Linked DNA regions of Homo sapiens: region 1 is linked to region 2. A link is an interaction called in ENCODE POLR2A ChIA-PET data of the cell type or tissue named here. Cell type or tissue: PC-9. All regions are shown on one strand. Links, peaks and the distances in the headings refer to the core of each region. The heading gives the core; the rest is flanking DNA.

Evidence for each region. ChIA-PET counts read pairs that join two places held together with the same protein. Peaks named below come from ENCODE experiments on the same cell type or tissue, not always from the same donor. Only the 100,000 strongest peaks of a DNase experiment are listed, where the experiment ranks them.
Region 1: POLR2A ChIA-PET joins it to region 2 with 8 read pairs; 3 of 35 experiments call an interaction of 5 or more read pairs at or near these places.

Annotation. Positions count from the first base shown.
Region 1 is chr6:109,346,716-109,352,099 of GRCh38, forward strand. It overlaps the pseudogene CCDC162P. Among named protein-coding and RNA genes, the nearest start is that of CD164, 33 kb to the right of the region's middle. In PC-9, for the core only: no CTCF peak of the experiment used is centred there; a DNase peak (open chromatin) is centred at 2,986; H3K27ac peaks cover 746 bases.
Region 2 is chr6:109,179,707-109,185,090 of GRCh38, forward strand. It overlaps the pseudogene CCDC162P. Among named protein-coding and RNA genes, the nearest start is that of CEP57L1, 87 kb to the left of the region's middle. In PC-9, for the core only: a CTCF peak has its summit at 3,559; no DNase peak of the experiment used is centred there.

The DNA of each region.
Region 1 (5,384 bases), core at 259-5,258, 170 kb after region 2:
AGGACCACTTGAACCTGGTTGCAGTGAGCCAAGATTGTGCCAATGCACTCCAGCCTGCATGACAGAGACTTTGTCTCAAAACAAACAACAGCAAAATCACGGTGTGATACATAGCTCTCAGTAAATGTTGGCTGTTTATATTTTTGTTGGGAATGTGAAGGTAGACAGCCTTGGAAACAGGTAGGTAGACCTGGACTCAAATCCTGGCTGTGTGGCCTTGGGCAAGTCACTTCACCAGCCTCTGTGACATTGGGGTGAGTGACCTAACACAAGGAGGTCCTGAGGAAGCACGCTTCCTTGCTGGTGTTTCTTAGGTTTCCTAGTGCCAGCCTGGCTCAGGAAATCTTGATATGTTTCCTTGGCACCAGCCCGTAGGGAATGAGGATCCTACACAAATCCCTACAGTATGGAGAGGGGCTTTGGACCTACTTTATATTAGGAAGTTTTCCTAACTCTGGAGCTCTGGTAATCTTCTGAAATTTAAACTATGCTTGGGGGCCCCCCGACATAAGGAAGAGCCCACTTTAACATTTAGGGCAATACTATGCAGGGGCCTTCTGGCTGGGTCTGTATAGGCGGAGTGGGATGTACAATACACATGGCTGAATGCTTGAGATTAGCACGTGTATTCATTTCCTAGAGTTACCTTAATAAATTATCACAAACTGGGTGGCTTAATAGAATAAAAACGTATTCCTTCACAGCTCGGGAGGCCAGAAGCCTGAAACTAATGTGCTGGCAAGGCTGGTTCCTTTTGGAGGCTCTGAGGAAGAATCTGTTCCATGTCTCTTCTTAGTCACATTTTGGTCTCTGGCATTCCTCGGCTTGTAGTTACCTCACTCCAATCCTGCCTCTGTCATCATGGAGCCTTCTTCCTATGTGCTCCTCTGAGTTTCTGTATCCTTATCCTATCTTCTTTGTAAGGACAACAGTCATTAGATTCAGGGCTCACCTAAATCCAGTATGACCTCATCCTAACAAGTCCATCTACGAAGACCCTATTTCCAAATAAGGTCACATTCTGAGGTTCCAGGTAGACATGAAATTTGGGGGGTACTCTTCAAACCACTATAGTATATATTACTTTTCTACAAGTAAAAACAATTAGGAGATTATAAATTGAAAAAGCAAAACCACCTGTCATCTGTGCAGATGAGATACACTTTGGACCTGGGCACTGCCTGGCTGGGGAGTGTGGGCTAGCCGTGCACGGGGAGAGCCATATAAGTCAATACAAAGGTTGCTTCTGGAGATGGGCTTGTCAGAACAGGGCATTCCCGGCAGATGCTGAGCTGAGAGCAGAGATTTAGGAGATAGATAAGTCTTTCCTCTGTTTGAAACTGTCCAGGGGCTCTGACAGGTCCTCACTGTAGATGCAGTGGCTAGGCCTCCAAGGCCCTGTGTGCACTGGGCCCTCCCTCCCCTCTTCCTCTACTTATCTGATGAAATAAACATGAAAGATATAACCTTGTGAATAAGTTCCTAGCTATTATAAGGTATAAGGGATTCCACGGACTGTTCCTTTTTGGTTAAGTTCTTGGTCTTCCTGAAGTTCTTGATTCTCAGAAGGCTGAGTTCAGCCTAATCAGGACTTTAAGAGCCAGTTCTCTTTGCAGGGTAGCCTGGGACACCCATTCTCCCTAGGAACCCCCTGTGAACTGAGGAAATGAAAGTGAGCACAAAGAATCTCTGCTTCTCATTTTCCCCTCAGATGAGAAGCCGGCTTGCCCAGGAGCGCAGTGTGAAGCTGGATGCTCTCCAGCGTGCAGAGGAGCTGCAGGGTCAGCTTCACGATGCCCAGCGGTCAGCTGTCCCCATGGGCTCGTCAGGCGGTAAGGATAACCCCTGCTCTGGCTAGAAAACCCTCCCAGTCTCTGGGGTCTGAACTGAGGAGGGTCTCAGAGACTCAGGGGGGACCGAATCAGTAACTATCCAGTGGTTATTGAGTGGGTCCTCCACAATGTTTGTTGAATGACACATAAACGGATAAACCTTAATTCTGATTTACAGTCAAAACTTCCTACTTTAGTACCTTGGAGTACTGACATCCAACACTAAAAGGTTTCAGTCATAAAAAACTGGTCTTGGCTGGACACGGTGGCTCACGCCTGTAATCCCAGCACTTTGGGAGGCCGAGGTGGGCGGATCACGAGGTCAGGAGATTGGGACTATCCTGGCCAATATGGTGAAACCCCGTCTCTACTAAAGATACAAAAATTAGCTGGGTGTGGTGACACACACCTGTAATTCCAGCTACTCAGGAGGCTGAGGCAGGAGAATTGCTTGAACCTGGGAGTTGGAGGTTGCAGTGAGCTGAGATGGTGCCATTGCACTCCAGCCTGATGACAGAGCGAGACTCTGTCACACACACACACACACACACACACACACACACACACACACAAAAAAAAAAAAAAAAAAACTGGTCCCAGAACCAGTTCATTGGATTTTGAGACATCTTAATGCTTGGGGGTTTGGGGTGTCCTTGAAAATAATCAAAATAGCTCTCTGAGCAGTGCAGGCAGCATGGAGCTGAGACCAGACCCCAGGATGTCTCTAAACCAGCTTCCTCCTCTATAAGATGAGGACTAAATACATTCTAAGTTCTCTTCTAGATCTATTAGAAATATCACCAAATATCACTAACCATGATTGGCCTGTTGTTATGATTGGCCATGTCTCTTCTTTCCTGTTCTGTACATAGCCTGATAGTTGAGTATATGGGCTTTGGAGTGAAACAGCCAGAATTCAGGCTCTGGCTCTGTCACTGCTAGCCACATGACCTTAGACAGACCTTAATTAGCCTCTCCGTAAAATGGGAATACTCACCTCAAAGGCTTGCTCTGAGATTAAATGAAATAATTCCTGTCTTGACACCTTAGTATAGTGGCACTTAGTAATTGTGCAAGTGTTGGTTACTATACTTGCATACATGTGTTTAGCCCTTTATCTGTGTTTCCTTTTGGCTACCTTCCAGCGTGAATGAGCTGAGCAAACAGCCTTTCAGGAGCACAGAGTCACAGATGAAATTACTTTGGGTTTACTAAGAGCAGAGCTGGACTTGGCAGTAAAGCTCACAGGGCCCTCCTTCCTGCTTCTGGGTTGCTGCCTGGACCTGACATTGGGAGCTGGTGTCCCCTGCCCCAGCTACTGGTTATTGCTGCTGCCCCAGCCCCAACATAAAGGGCATCAAGAGCACACAAGGGCCCTACTTTGGCACCTGACCCTATGCAGTTCGGTACCTTACACTGTCTTCTCCATGTGCCAGGGGATTTTTTCCTTCTCTCCCTTTCACCTCTGCCTGCAGCTTAGCCAAGCATCTTTCTAATCCCTTCCTGGGATAATGCGTCCTAGTGAACTGCCATCCACATCCTCCAACACCTGCCTATTGTGAAGGAGAACCAGAATGAGGCACGAGGCAGGTGGGGGAGACCCTAATTCCCAGGATTGGGGTGGGAGCAGGAGTGGGAAGCAAACTTCTTTCCCAGGAAGTAGAGGTAGACGTTACTCCCGGGCCTCAGCCCTCTTCTGTTTCCCTGTGCAGGGAGAGGAGGGGTTTGAGGGCACAGTCAGCTATCACCATACTGTTAATGCTAAGCAGTAAAAGTCAGCCATATTCCCACTCCTCCTTCCTCCGCTGTTGCCCAACTGGAGTCTCAAAGTGACCCAGGGGTCTTCTGCAGCAGCAGCCATGGCAGCATTCCTGCCTCCCATGTTGGAAGCATAGGTGCACTCAAAGGGCGAGCTCTCTTTCCTTGCCATTAACGTGATTCCCCTAGGATTTTGCAACTCCTGAGAAATGAAGATTTTTTTCTAAATCAATTATTTTAGACATGCTTAAGAAAAAATGAAATCACTTGGCTCATAAAACTGTAAAATGTTGAGAGGAGGCCTGGCTAAAGGTAGCTTCATCAAGGTTTGACCTAGTTCATGAGGACTGCTTTCACTCTCTCCATCTCTGGCTCTGAGGAGGCTGGGAGCAGAAAGGAAGCAAGGCTCTTTGGAAGCAAGATGGCAGCCACCTCCGTAGCTTCCGTCTCTGTTCATGCTCAGCATGGCAGGAGCAGGGTATGGAGATGGGACAGTCAAAAAGAATTGGGCTCTGCCTGGACTGACTTGGGTCATGTTGCCAATTTTGAACAAATTAGTGGAGCCACAGACTAAGATGTCTGGTTGGCTTAGGCCCAGCTTACCTGCTTCTCCACTGGAGCTGAGGGTTGGGTCAGCTCGCTGTCTCCTCCTCTCTGCAGCAACTGTTTTAAATCTGCCTTGTCTCCTCAGATCTTCATACGCTCCCCCCAACACCTCATCCTTTCATCTCCCACTTCACAGAGAAATTAGAAACCCTCAGACAGGAATGCCATCTTCTCCCTGTCTCCCAGCCTACCTACATCTGTACTCTGCTGCTTCTCCTTCCCTCCTGTGAACATGGAAAGGATGTCCCTTTTCTTCCCCAGGGCAATCCCTATGTAAAGGGCCCATCTGCTGCTACCTTCTCAGGGGCCTTGAACTAGCTGCTTCTTTTCTACATACTTGGATTTCCCATCCATGCATCCCTCTAATCTTGCAACCAACAATTACTTATTGATCATGTATGTGCCAGGATCATAAAATCCACTGTAAAATAGCTCCCCCCGCCCCCACTGCCTTGACAACATATTCCTTCCCCTGCTGCTGGTCTTTCTCTTCCCAGTCAGACTTCTTAAAAGAGCTGCCTATACTCACTTTCGTGATTCACCTCACTTAATTTCTCTCAGGTTTTGCCATTCTCAACTTGTGGCTTCCAAATGTTCCTCACTACCTCATGGTCCAATATGATGCTTACGCTTTCTGGCCAATAGGAAGGAGGAAGGCAACAAAAAGGGCCCACCCCTCCCTTGAAGCTTGAAGAATGCTTCCTGGAAGTCACTTGTGACACTTCTGCGTACATTCCATTGGCCAGCACTTAGCCCCAAGACCACACAAAGGAGACTGTGAAATGTAGTTTTTATTCTAGGATGCCGTGAACAAAAAATGTGAGGTCTATTTCTAAGAAGAGAGGAGAGATTTGCAATTGGGGGCCAAGAATAGGTCTCTGCACCACCACCAGCAATCTGATTTTTCTTACCACCATTTCATTGCAGTTGCTCTTGCCAAGATCACCTTCACTTCTGTCTCCAAGTCCAAAGGACACTGAGTTCTCACTGATTTCATGTCTCAGCAGCATTTGAAACAGCTGACCACACCCTTCTCCTAATTATTCTCCTGGCACTGCTCCTTGTGGTTTTCCTCTTCCTCTGGCTGCTTTTTCTATCTCCTCCTTTTCTAGTTCCTCCTACTGTATCCAACCTCTAAACACTGAAGTTGTTCAGGGATCTTTCTGGCCCCTTCTTCTCTCACCTCAC
Region 2 (5,384 bases), core at 201-5,200:
AATAAAAATCATTGATTGTGCATTTCATGTGAGTTAATCAGATGTTGTGTTAATTATATCTCAACAAAGCTGTTAAAAAGTATGATACTATGAAAAACCTCACATCCCCCCAAAATTCATCTACTTAGATGAAATGTGCTTATATATCCAAATGTTCTTTTAAAAGTCTTAATAAAATGAACACAAAAATAAATAGAAAATTGAATAGCTATATATCTGTTTAAAAAATTGAATCTGTAATTGAAGTCCTCCCATACAGAAAACTTCAGTTTACTATATTTCAGAGGTGATTTATTCCAAGTATTTAAGGAAGGATATAGCAATTATAAACATTCTTCAGAAAATAGAGAACACTTCACAACATGTCTTATGAGGCCAGCATAATGTTGATACCAAAATTTCACAAAAACATTATAAGAAAAATGACAGGCCAATGTCTCTCATGAACATAAATGCAAACATTCTGAAAAACATAGTAGAAAATTGAATACATTTTTCTATAAAAAAGATAACAAATTATGACCAAATGGAGTTTATTCTAAAAACACAATTTTGGATTAACTTTTGAAAATCTGTGAAATTAACCACATTAACAAATAGATGAGGGAGATCACATGATTAATAGATGCAGAAAAAGCATTTGACATAATTCACCCTTTCAAGAAAAAAGTAAAATAAGCCTCTCAGCAAACTAGAAGTAGAAGCAGGTTATTCAACTCAGACTATCAAATATATTTATCTCATGTCCCCTATGTTCTATAGACACAATGAAGGGAAAACACTAATGTGTTTATCTGAACAATGCCTAGGGGATGATGAAGCAGACTTGGAAGGAACCCGGGCCGTTGAGTGCCCATTTAGTAGTGGGGCTGCTCTACAACCCCAGACCATTTACATTAGCACCATTAGGTTAGAGAGATTTAAAAGATCTTTTTTCTTTGATTGATTGATTGATTGATTGATTGGAGACAGAGCCTCACTCTGTCACCCAAACTGGAGTAGAGTGGTGCTCACTGCAACCTCAGCCTCCTGGGTTCAAGCCATTCTGCCTCAGCCTCCTAAGTAGCTGGGATCACAGGTGTATGCCACCATGCCTGGCTAGTTTTTGTATTTTTAGTAGAGGTGGGGTTTCACCATGTTGGCCAGGCTGGTCTCGAACTCCTGGCCTCAAGTGATCCACCCACCTCAGCCTCCCAAAGTGCTGGGATTATAGGCATGAGTTTGTTCTTTTAGCCACTGGTGATGGTGTCTTTTTGTTACAATGGCTTAGCCACACCCCTACTAATGCAGAAGCTGGCATGTAATGTATTTCATTTGAAAGCATAGATGATTTGAAAGCATTTGATGATCAAGATGACTACGTATCAAAAATGTTTACCCAACAAGGTTACAGAGTATCTATCTGTGCAGATCAATAAAGAGAATTGGATTAGCCCACAGTGATATGGGACCAGTATGCTTATCAGTTTAAATTCTGGCATTTGCTAGAATAAAAATAATTGTTTTATTTTGGTACATATCACATTATCAAGTTTTGGGAGCCTTTAAAACACTTGAAGCTGTGCTGATTTATGTATTTTGATGAGCTTAACTATTTACATTTATTATAATTACTGTTACATTTGAACTTAATTCTGCCATACTTCTTTTTGTTCCCCCCCACCACCACTTTTCTTACCTTCTATTGCAGGGGTCCCCAGTCCCCAGGCCATGGACCAGTACTCATCAGTGGCCTGTTAGGAACTGGGCCACACAGCAGGAGGTGAGCACAGGCAAGCAAGCATTACCACCTGAGCTTCCTCTGGTCAGATCAGTAGCAGCATTTGGAGTCTCATAGGAGCATGAACCCTATTGTGAATGGTTCATGTGAGGGATCTAGGTTGCGTGCTCCTTGTGAGAATCTAGCTAATGCTTGATGATCTGAGGTGGAGCAGTTTCATCCTGAAACCATCCCTCTGCCTGGCCACCTGCTGCTTCCCATCCATGGAAAAATTGTCTTCCATGAAACCAATCCCTGTTGCCAAAAAGGTTGGGGACCACCGTTTATTGGATTTAAAAGTCCTATCTCACCCCTTACTCCCACTTCTTTGGGAAGCTCTAGGATACATTTCTTTTTTTTTTTTTAATAGGTACGGATATTTTTATTTTATTTTTATTTTTTCCTATTTTTTATTATACTTTAAGTTCTAGGGTACATGTGCACAACGTGCAGGTTTGTTACATATGTATACATGTGCCATGTTGGTGTGCTGCACCCATTAGCTCATCATTTACATTAGGTATATCTCCTAATGCTATCCCTCCCCACTCCCCTCATCCTATGACAGGCCCTGGTGTGTGAAGTTCCCCACCCTGTGTCCAAGTGTTCTCATTGTTCAATTCCCACCTACGAGTGAGAACATGCAGTGTTTGGTTTTCTGTCCTTGCGATAGTTTGCTCAGAATGACGGTTTCTAGCTTCATCCATGTCCCTACAAATGACATGAACTCATCTAGATGCATTTCTATTCTTTTACTCATCACCTTGAAACTTTTAAAATAGTTACTCAGTATTTCTTTTCTAAACGTGTCTGCTTTATCCCCATCCAAGCCTGCTGTAACCACACATTGAACACCCCCAAACCTTGCTCAAGCTGATCTTACTATTTTTGTCTTAAATTTTAACCACGTTTTAAATGCATAAAAATTATGTATTATACATAATTATGAATTACAAATAATTAAATGTACTTATTTTTAAAAACATGATTGAAGAAATTCTCTTTTCTCGCAATCTCTTTTCTAAGACTAAATGAGTTCCCAGTGCTTGCCTGACACACGGTAGGTTCTCAATAAATGAAGCACACCTCCCATACCCCTCCAAATAAACAGTTGTCTCTTTAAACCTAGACATGAGTGCTCAGCAGGCATGTATTTCTCTGGGTTGGATTCATTTCATGGACAGTTGTCAAAGACTGACCCCTTTATGTTAATTTTCTGAATACTGTGCTTGACTGTGTTGCAAGCTAAACAGTACAGGATTAAATGTTCTCATTTCTGAGCTGTGAAGTGTTGAAACTGATCAAGAAATGAAGGCAGAATGTCCGTCCTTTGGGAGAATAATCAGCCAGTCTATGTTGCTGCCACTCTTGGCTGCCGATTGGAATGCAGCTGTTAAGGCAGCTGTTTAACTGTTTGCCCAACTTGAAAGGACACTGCCAAATGGCAAATATTTTCTATAACAACATTTTACTTTTGCTAAGAACAATAACAGTGCATTTTATTGAGCTCCAATGGCGTGCCAAACACGACAGATTTATTACTAGGCAGGTTCACAACCTGGACTGAACATGGATGCTCATTTCCATTTTTCATATATTTAGAAAAAGAATAAATGGGCTCCCAAAGGAAGCCTCTACACAAAACATCTCTACAGCTTAATTATTTGTTGAAATGACAGCATATTAACTTGAGAAAATGAAATATCTCAAAAGGAAAGATGAGAGTCTAGAAATATCACAGGAAAAAAATAAGGTTTAAGTATTTTAAATCTCTCTAATGTGGCCTAAGAGAGACTTAACTCATACTTGTCCAGGACAGGTGAGGGCAGCAGTAACACAAGGAAATACATCATCTGTTGAATCCCCTGCAACTTATGGGTCCCAGGACTTCTGAGTCATGCAGTTAATCTACATTGTTAATTAGAATGTTGATACTAAGTACTTAACAAACAATTATGTTGAATTTGACAGACTGTGAACCAGGTGAGGTGGGGTGGGAGGTTATCAGCTGTTATTTAATGGTAAAACCGGTATGCTAAATGTAGGCAGTCAAAATTAAGAAAACACATTCAAATGCGGAAGTACAATTTTCTATTAGAAGTCAGCAATAACTGCCATTCACAGAAGTTACTGTGTAATCCCCACAAACATTTATCAAGACTGCAGAGGTGAGGGGTGGTGGGGGGTGCATTCTCACTTATTAAACCCCACAGCCAAAGCTGAAGCAGAGATGTTTTTGAAGGTGAACTGGGCTAATCAAAGGCATGGCCAGTGGAGATTCTAACCTACTTTTTCTCTACTGTTTACTAGATGTTAATTAAATCACAAATGACAACAGTCTAATAGCAAAATGCATGCATTTCTACAAAGTTGACATGATTTCTTGGACAAAGATAGACAAAGTTCAACATGCTGGATAATGGTCACTGAGGGCATCAAGATTTGTGATCCTCTTTTTCAGGGATACAGAAAAACAGCAAATACAAATCATGGATGAAATTTATAAGATCACTTCCACAGAAAGGGTCCAGCTGTTGGAGAAAAAACTGGCTGTGCAACTGACTGAACTGAAGTCTGAGATAGAAGAGCAGGGAGCTCTTCAGGGAACAGCTAATCGAGTTTACAGGTAAATAGTGGCACTGAGAAGGTGTGATCTTCAGGGGCTTTACTCCCCACTCTCACTCCGTAATCTACATCAGCACCCTCTCTTCTTTTTACATAGACAATTGGCATTATCTCCAGTTCAGATAAATAGTATATAATAGCAGTTTCAGGTACCCATTTCTAACCTGATTGCTACCTCTAAGATTTTTCTATATTCTAGATTTGTTAAGACAGATCCAAGCAAAAGTCTTACCAAGGAAAATGTAAGTGTTTTTACATGTTAATTAATGCTATTGTCTTGAAGTTACAGGAGCTATAATACAAATCATACTCAATGAAAGGAGATCTCATTTTACCCAATAATATTTTAATTGAATTTGACTTTGATGTTGGTGAGAAATTTAAAAGCTGAAATAATGGTAGGCACTTAGTAATACATTATGCAAAACAATGTTCTGTGAGTGTTATCAGCACTCTGGATTCTTGCTGTCTCCCAGGATAGAAATCAAGAGAGATCACCAAACAGAGCAGCAGCAAAGGTAAGTGTATTCAGGTTGTGCACAAGGGAGCCAGCACCAAGAAAGGAAAAGGAAAGAGATGCTCTCCAAGGGTAGTGTGTGCGTTAGTTTTATAGCATCCTTTGATAGAGAAGGGTTACATCAGGGCACATATGGCGGGGTGCGGGGGGTGTGGTTTCTAGTGCTCATACAGTGGCTCAACATGCTTCTTCATACATCAAATGTAGCATTAGCATTTTAAATCTCCACCCAAGGCATTATTCTTAGCACAAAAATGAGGAAGGGGTAACTATAGGTTGAGTTTTAGTTCTAACTGCACCTGTGGGGCTTTGTGGAAGTCTCTATCCCCCCAAAGTAGGAACTTGCTGTTAATAACTCCTTGGGTCTTTTGTTACTGATTTGCTGAGAGTTAGGTAAGCTAGGGCTTGAGTAGGGGCTTCTGTTCTCCTCTAGAGCAGATCACAACAGGAAGCCAGCCAGCCTGTTTCATTAGGAGCTCTTCT